Regions from separate parts of the Homo sapiens genome. Here region 2 is linked to region 1. A link is a contact called in ENCODE Hi-C or POLR2A ChIA-PET data. All regions are on one chromosome and are shown on one strand. The core of a region is the stretch at or near the end of the contact, and the rest is flanking DNA. Distances in the headings are between cores, read along the strand shown.

Region 1 (3,659 bases), core at 511-3,010:
GGCCGAGTGAACCAGCCTCACCCATCCGGTCTCCTGGGTGTAAAGTTTAAAGTACTGCATTTAATATCCGGCTCTTCTGAGAGACCAGTCTACATAACTAGGAATATTACCCAAAAGATCAGATTAGGTACAAATATGAACGATCTAATTTACAAATAAGAAATAATCTTAAATGACCTCATCTCTCAGACTTCGCAGTAACAGTTCAGTAAAACCTGGAAGGGAGGAAAGAGGTTTTAACAATTGTGAGATGAGTACAAATGACCACATGTATGAATAACAGTGAGGAAATGCTGAGGGGGAAATAAGAAATGGGTTATCACCCGCTTGCCACTTTAAAGGCTGGTGGTCAAAACCAGGGATGGGTGACCAGGACGCTTCAGTGTGGTCACTTTTTGTAAGTTCCCCTTTTTTTTCTTTGTGCCATAAAGTTCCTTGGAATTGGTTCAGAACAAATTTGGAACCCTTTTTCTCCTGCCCTGAACCCTCGCTATTTATTTATTTATTTATTTAAAGACAGAGTCTCACTCTGTTGCCCAGGCTGGAGTGCAGTGGTGTGATCTTGGCTCACTGCAACCTCCGCCTCCTGGATTCAAGCGACTGTCCTGCCTCAGCCTCCTGAGTAGCCGGGATTACAGGCCAAGATCGCACCACTGCACTCCAGCCTGGGCAGCAAGAGTGAAACTCTGTCTCAAAAAATAAATAAAAAATAAAATATTTTACATTAATTGGATCATAAGAAATATGTCCTTAAGCTTAAGAGGTGCACGCCTCCACGCCCAGCTAATTTTTTTTATTTTTAGTAGAGATGAGGTTCCACCATGTTGGCCAGGTTGGTCTCGAACTCCTGACCTCAGGTGATCCACCCGCCTCGACCTCCCAAAGTGCTGGGATTACACACGTGACCACCGTGCCCGGCCTGCTTTTAATTTATTTAGATGGGAAGCACAGTTCAGTCTGTGGAATTGGGTTAAATGTGGCTTTTAATGGATTATATAGACCACAAGGCTAGTATGCAGGAAATTCTCAAGCCTTACCTCTGTCAGAATTTCCAGATGAGTTAAAAATACATTTTAGATTATAGTTCTTGACAATGACCTAAAAGACACTACTTTTAGAAAAGGACCCTAGAAGAGCAGGGTTCCCTCCTGCATGAGGACCAGGGGTCAGGAGAGAGCACAGAATAAGGGGTCCTGTGTTTAAGCTGCCAGAGGAGGCAGGAGGGGGCTGGGCAGCCCTCCTGGCCACTGCCAGGAAAGAACTTTCCAGAGCTAGAGCCACACACCCACCCACTCCCGCAGCTCACACAAATTCCATATTTCAGAACAAGCTCTAGAGTATATCTTACCCAAAGAAAAAAGTGTATCTCTGAACTCTTTTACTAGACAATGAACTATATTTTTCACCCTGGGGGTGGGGCTGCGGGAGCCTGCCTGCCTTAAAAAAGAAAGGCAAAAAAGAAAAACAAAAGCAAGATAAATCTTTTCAAATCCATAAGGAAAAGATTTTTCTAATAAATAGCACAAATAGTCATTATAGGAAAACGGTGAACCAGCATGGGGTGTGTCTGTGATGGGTGAAGAAAGGTCCCACATTGTGGGGTTAAGAGCTGGGTTCTGGGCTGGTGATCTCCAGCACGTCAGGATGTCCTGGGACCTGCCTCCTTTCCTCCTTCCTTAAATAAACATAACAACGACCTCACAAGGCTGCTCTGGGCTTAGGCAAGCCGAGGTGTGAGGTGTGTGGGCAGCCTGCAGTGCTCAGGAAACAATGCGGTCATTGTCAAGGCCATTAACCCGGGTTCACTGCAAGACAACCTACCCAGGCCACTCAAGGCGCCACCTGACACGGAGCCTTTTCCTTGCTCTCCTCCAGCCTCCCTGTCCCCTTCCCCACTGCTCTGGGGGCCATGATCTCCCTACACCTTCACTCCTTCCACAGCGCTTATCCTCTGCTTAACGCGCCAGGAGAAAGGGAGTCAAAACTTGCACCACCTGTAAAGGTCTGTCAGGGTCACTCCCAAAGCTGCTCGGTCACAAAGGCCCCCCAGAGTCCTCAGGGGCTCACTTGCCTCTTGCAATTCCTGATTGACTAAGCTGAGAACACTGCCACCTTTTACAAGGCGCGATCATGCCAGCATGCAGAGAATAGCCCTCTAGAGCAAGCTGAGAGGCGGGGTCCAGGCCCGGCTCTGTGTCTTTCTGGCTGTATGAACCGTGGCAGGTTACTTACTTTTTTTTTTTTTTTTTTTGAGACGGAATCTTGCTCTGTTGCCCAGGCATTACAGGTGTGTACCACCATGCTTGGCTAATTTTTGTATTTTCAGTAGAGATGGGGTTTCACCATGTTGACCAGGCTGGTCTTTAACTCCTGACCTCAAGTGATCCGCCCGCCTCAGCCTCCCAAAGTGCTGGGATTACAGGCATGAGCCACCACGCCCCAACTTTTTTTTGAGATGGAGTCTCACCCTGTCGCCCAAGCTAGAGTACAGTGGCATGATCTCTGCTCACTGCAACCTCTGCCTCCTGGGTTCAAGCAATTCTCCCTGCCTCAGCCTCCTGAGTAGAGTAGCTGGGATTACAGGCACCTGCCACCACTCCCAGCTAATGTTTTGTATTCTTTAGTAGAGATGGGGTTTTGCCATGTTGGCCAGACTGGTCTTGAACTCCTGACCTCGGGTGATCCGCCTGCCTCAGCCTCCCAAAGTGTTGGGATTACAGGCGTGAGCCACTGCGCCCAGCCAAGTTACTTAATTTCTCTGAGCTTATTTCTGTATAGTCACACACTGCACAGTGACATTTTGGTCAACAATAGACCATAAGTTCAACTGTGGTATCATGGTCCCATAAGATGATAATACTGTATTTTTGCTGTAACCTTTTCTACTATATGTTTTGGTATGTTTAGACGCACAAATACTTACCATTGTGTCACAGGGGCCTACGCCGTTCAGTACAGTAACACGCTGTACAGGTGCGTGCCTTGGAGCAACAGGCTGCACCGCAGAGCCTCGGTGTGCAGCAGGCTCTACCATCTGGGTTTAAGTGTACTCTATGACTTTCACACAATGATGAAATCACCTAAGGATGCATTTCTCACAACCTGTCCCTGTCATTAAGCAACATGACTGTAATACCCATGTACACACCACCCAGGTTTATCACACTGCTGAAGTCTTTTAAAAATATACAACCTAGAGAGAATTACAGTCCCCATGGGACCCCTCCCCAGTTCTCCCTCCATCTTGCTCAGGAGGTGACTGAGTCCTTAAAGCTGAGATGCCCTTTGCAATAGGTGTATGTCTGTTTCCACCAGTGATGTACTAGATTGTTTAGTGTTAAAGATTTTAATTGGGCCGGGTGCAGTGGCTCATGCCTGTGATCCCTGCACTTTGGGAGGCTGAGGCAGGCGGACCACCTGACGTCAGGAGTTTGAGACCAGCCTGGCCAACACGGTGAAACCCCATCTCTACTAAAAATACAAAAATTAGCCCGGCATGGTGACGGGTGCCTGTAATCCTAGCTACTAGGGAGGCTGAGGCAGGAGAACTGCTTGAGCTCGGAAGATGGACGTTGTAGTGGGCTGAGATCATACCACTGCACTCCAGCCTGGGCAACAAGAGCAAAACTCTGTCTCAAAAAATAAAAAATAAAAGATTT
Region 2 (3,659 bases), core at 694-3,193, 79 kb before region 1:
CGGTCGAGGCTGCGGTGAGCCCTGATTGTGCCACTGCACTCCACCTTGGGCGACAGAGAGAGAACTTGTCTCAAAAAAAAACAAAAACAAAAACCTGCAGAGATCAACAGGCCCAGGGCCACACTCCAACAGGTGCTGGCAAAGCCCCGAGAGCCAGGGGAGTGGGTGGTATGTGGGTGGCTACCTTAGGCTGCCCTCAGTATGAAGCAGTGTTAAAGTAGGACCTGTGCTGGGCTCAGAGCTGGCCCCTGCTAGGGTATTTCCAAGCTCAGGAGACTGGACTCGTGATCCTCAACAAGCTAGAGTGCCCAGCACTCAGAAACCTCAAACAAACCTCAGTGTCCCTGAGAAGGGAACCTGACCACTGCCCCCTTGACAGAGCCGAATCTGGAGGCCCGAGGATCCTCCGCAGCAAGGCTCAGACTGCATGGCCCCTGCTTGGGAGCCAAGTGCACACCCTTCCCTGATTTCTTGCTGCCCCAAATACAAAGCAGGTATTCAGTAAACGCTGAGTGAGCGACGCTGTGTCCCTGTCCCAGGGGAGGCCCCATCTCCCTTGAGCCCAATAGGCTCACCTGATGCAGCCCCGTCTGTCCAGAGGGCCCACCTCCACCATGGTGCTAGCCTTTCCTTCCCTGAGGCCTCTGCAGGCGTTTCTGCCTCTGCCTGGACACCACCTTGCCTCCCCTGGAAAGAGGGACTGACAAGGCCTCCTGCACAGCCCATGTCCGCCTTGTACCTGGGCTCTAGGACACCAAAGTAAGCAGCTCTCCTCTCCCTCACAGGCCACTGTAGGCCTTGGAGGCCTTGCTCAAGCTAGTGACGGGCTAGGATGCCCTCCATCTTCCCCCTCTGTGTGGCACACACCTGCTCATCCTTCAGTAGCCAACTCAGAGGTTGCCCCCTCCAGGATGCCTTCCCTAGCCACTGTCCCCCCAAGCCCAGTTGAGTTTAATGCTTCCTCTGCGTTTCCACATCCCACAGAGGGTCCCCGTCATGGTGCAGCTCATGTGCTTTGAAGAGGCTGCTCGCTCCTCCTGACCAGGCCCTGTAAGGACAGAGAAGTCTGGGCTGGACCCTCAGTGGAGTCCCTAGGGCAAGGTATGGGCCTGGGGTGGGGACTGGAATCTTGATTGCATTCTGCTCAGCAGCCAAACACCTGAGGCAGGTGCAGGTGGAGGAGGAGAGGGAACCCCGAGAATTAAGCCATGCCCTGTAACTCTTGTCCATAAAGCCTTGGCCTGACTCAAGGGGATGCACTGAATTTCCCAGGGAGGTGACCCATTGACAAGCATCATACCTTCCAGAAGGTCTCTGAGTGCTGCATGAATTCCAACCCATCCTTGATCTCTGCTTTCATCTCGTGGATGTGAGCGACGGTGTGCACCGACCATGCGTCTGTCGGGTTAATAGATAAAGCCTACGCAGGGTGCGGGGAAGAGGATTCCAGATAAAGCAGATCAGTCAGGCTGCCGGGGCAGGCGACGGCAGGTCTCTAAGGGGCAAGAGGGGCCTGGGCTGAACGGGGTGGAGCAAGTGGGGGGGCGGGGCTCTGACTCAAAACACTGACAATTAGCACCACTTCCTGCCTGCCCGGGCACACCAGCTCATGGGTCTCACTGCCCAGTTCACAGATGAGGAAGCTGAGTCTTAGGGAGGCTATGCGACTTCACCCAGCTGGACAGCAGCAGGATCTTTCTAAAGCCAGGGCTCAGACCCAAGCCCACAGCATTCTGCATACAGCTGAGGTGCTTGCAAAACATACCCGCCCTCTCTGGGCCTCAGCTGCCGCCTGCCTGGAAGGCCACGGATGCTGCCTTTCTCTTAGAGAAGTGGTTACTGCCCATGTGAACGTGGTGTGAACTATCAAGTCCTCCAGTGGCTGTGACTGCCTCTTCCCACTACCATATATGTGAGGACACGTGGCTTTCTGGGTGCAGAAACAGCTGGCTCTGAGGTTATCACAGTTCATGACAACAGCCGCTCCCATGACCTGTGAGCTTGACAGCGACCAGCGAGGCAGGCAGGACTCATGGAATGATCCTCCCCTCCTAGCCGTTTCTTTCTTCTATTTATGTGTTCAGCTCATGTTTGCTAAGCATCTACTCAGCCACAGTCAGAGCTTAGAAAATGGAGCAGTAAACTGAGGCTCACAGAAGCCCCATTGCCTGGCCTGTGCCCAGGTCCCCCATGCCAAATCATGAGTTCCCGCCAGCCCCACTGCCTCAGTCTCCCCACGCCTTTCATAGGGGTCCAGAAGCCCCAAGCTCTTCTGCCCTGGCCCAGCACCTCCTGTGAGGCTTTTGGCAGGAGGTCGGCCCCAGCAAGCCCTGCCTCCCTGCCCACCACTCAGCTTTTGTGGGCCCAGCCCACTCCATGTGGGAACAGAGGGAAAGAAAGTGTGTCTGTAGGGGACCGTGGGCACCCCTGGGCAGGGGCTCTGAGTACAGGACACTTGGGCACAGTCTAAGCAGGGCGGGCGTGGGGCCCCGAGACGGGACCCTGCTAAGCATGCTGCTTTCACGAATGGCAGGAGTGAAGGGTGGTGGCTGTCACCAGCTCTGATGAGCTGACTGGCATCTTCCCTCTCTTGGAGCCCTCCCATGGTTCCGTGGGAAGGAGTCCAAACTGCATTCCCAGGCTACAAGGCCCAGCAGAATCCAGTCCTCACCTGCCCCTCTACAGCCCTGGCTCCTGGAGCCCTGGCTTGCCGCCTCCTCCCTAAGCCTCCACCCATTGAGCCACTTGGATGGAGCTCCAGGTCCCCAAGCTCTGTGGCTGTGCCTGTGCCTGCCGCCTGCCTGCTCCTGCCCTGGCTCCTCCTACCCTCACCAGCCTGGGGCTGCAGACACAGAGCCCATGTGTTACCACTCCTGGCCCCATCACAGCCTGCTTTTCCTGCCCAGTAGTTGTCTGTGGGGTGCTGGTGTTGAAGACAAAGAGTTGGTGCCTGCAACACAAGGGACAGGAGGCGAAAGGGGAGCAATGGAGAAGGGAGGGGACCCTATCCACCACTTCTTGCTCCTTGCAAGGCATGGGCTTGCATGTTTTTTTGGCCACCCTCAGTGCGGGGGACTTGCCACATCTGGTTTGCCACAGCTACCCTTGTCCAGAGCTTCTCCAAATGTCCCAGGAGCTCTCAGGTGCCCAGATGGATGCCACCCACAGGAGGGCCCAGCTACCATGGTCTCCAAGGGACTTTCCTACAGCTGACCCCTGGATGGTGCTGTCTGGTCACCCAGGCCATGGAACCAAGACTGTCAGAAAGCCACTCGGGTCCCCCACCTGCCCTGACTCAGAGTTAAAGCAAAGAACACATCACTCAAGCCTCAAGTCTCGGATTCTGTAATCAGAGCAGTCTTCAGAGAGCGCAGCGACCCTTGGGCCCCAATGCTGTCTCCCAGAGAGGATGCTGCAGGCCGACTAGGGCAACTACTGGGGGAAGAACCCCAGCCAGGATGTTGGGAGGCAGGGCCTGGAGCAGGCAGCTGAAAGGACAGCCATTGCCAGGTAGCCTGGGTAGAATCCGGCTCTGCCATCTCTGAGCCATGTGGTCTTAGGCAGGCTCTAGCCTTGGCCTCTGAGCCTTGGGCCCCTCATCTGGGCAACAAGGAGTTGGACATCACGTGGGCAGAGCTGTGTGGATGCAAGCAGACACA

Evidence for each region. A loop is a pair of places that touch in the nucleus more often than their neighbours do. ChIA-PET counts read pairs that join two places held with the same protein, here RNA polymerase II (POLR2A). Pooled maps may share reads with other maps.
Region 2: a loop to region 1 is called in a pooled map, with 2.8 times the contacts of the local background. The contact joins two enhancer-like sites. A Hi-C loop is called at or near these places in 1 of 168 maps with a recorded cell type or tissue (tibial artery) and 2 of 50 pooled maps. POLR2A ChIA-PET finds 5 or more read pairs at or near these places in 4 of 52 experiments (Caco-2, HepG2, activated CD4-positive, alpha-beta T cell and 1 more).

What each region holds. Positions count from the first base shown.
Region 1 is chr22:46,199,717-46,203,375 of GRCh38, reverse strand. The region is part of intron 4 of PPARA (peroxisome proliferator activated receptor alpha); the gene reads right to left. Among named protein-coding and RNA genes, the nearest start is that of CDPF1, 49 kb to the left of the region's middle. RefSeq lists enhancers at 1,354-1,958, 1,959-2,563. Within about 2 kb of position 1,760, at least 3 of the 41 ENCODE cell types and tissues checked have a DNase peak (open chromatin) inside an H3K27ac peak, as active enhancers do.
Region 2 is chr22:46,279,360-46,283,018 of GRCh38, reverse strand. It overlaps TTC38 (tetratricopeptide repeat domain 38), which reads right to left. Exons shown (of 14, transcript NM_017931.4): 7 at 1,301-1,420. Among named protein-coding and RNA genes, the nearest start is that of TTC38, 13 kb to the right of the region's middle. Within about 2 kb of position 1,943, at least 5 of the 41 ENCODE cell types and tissues checked have a DNase peak (open chromatin) inside an H3K27ac peak, as active enhancers do.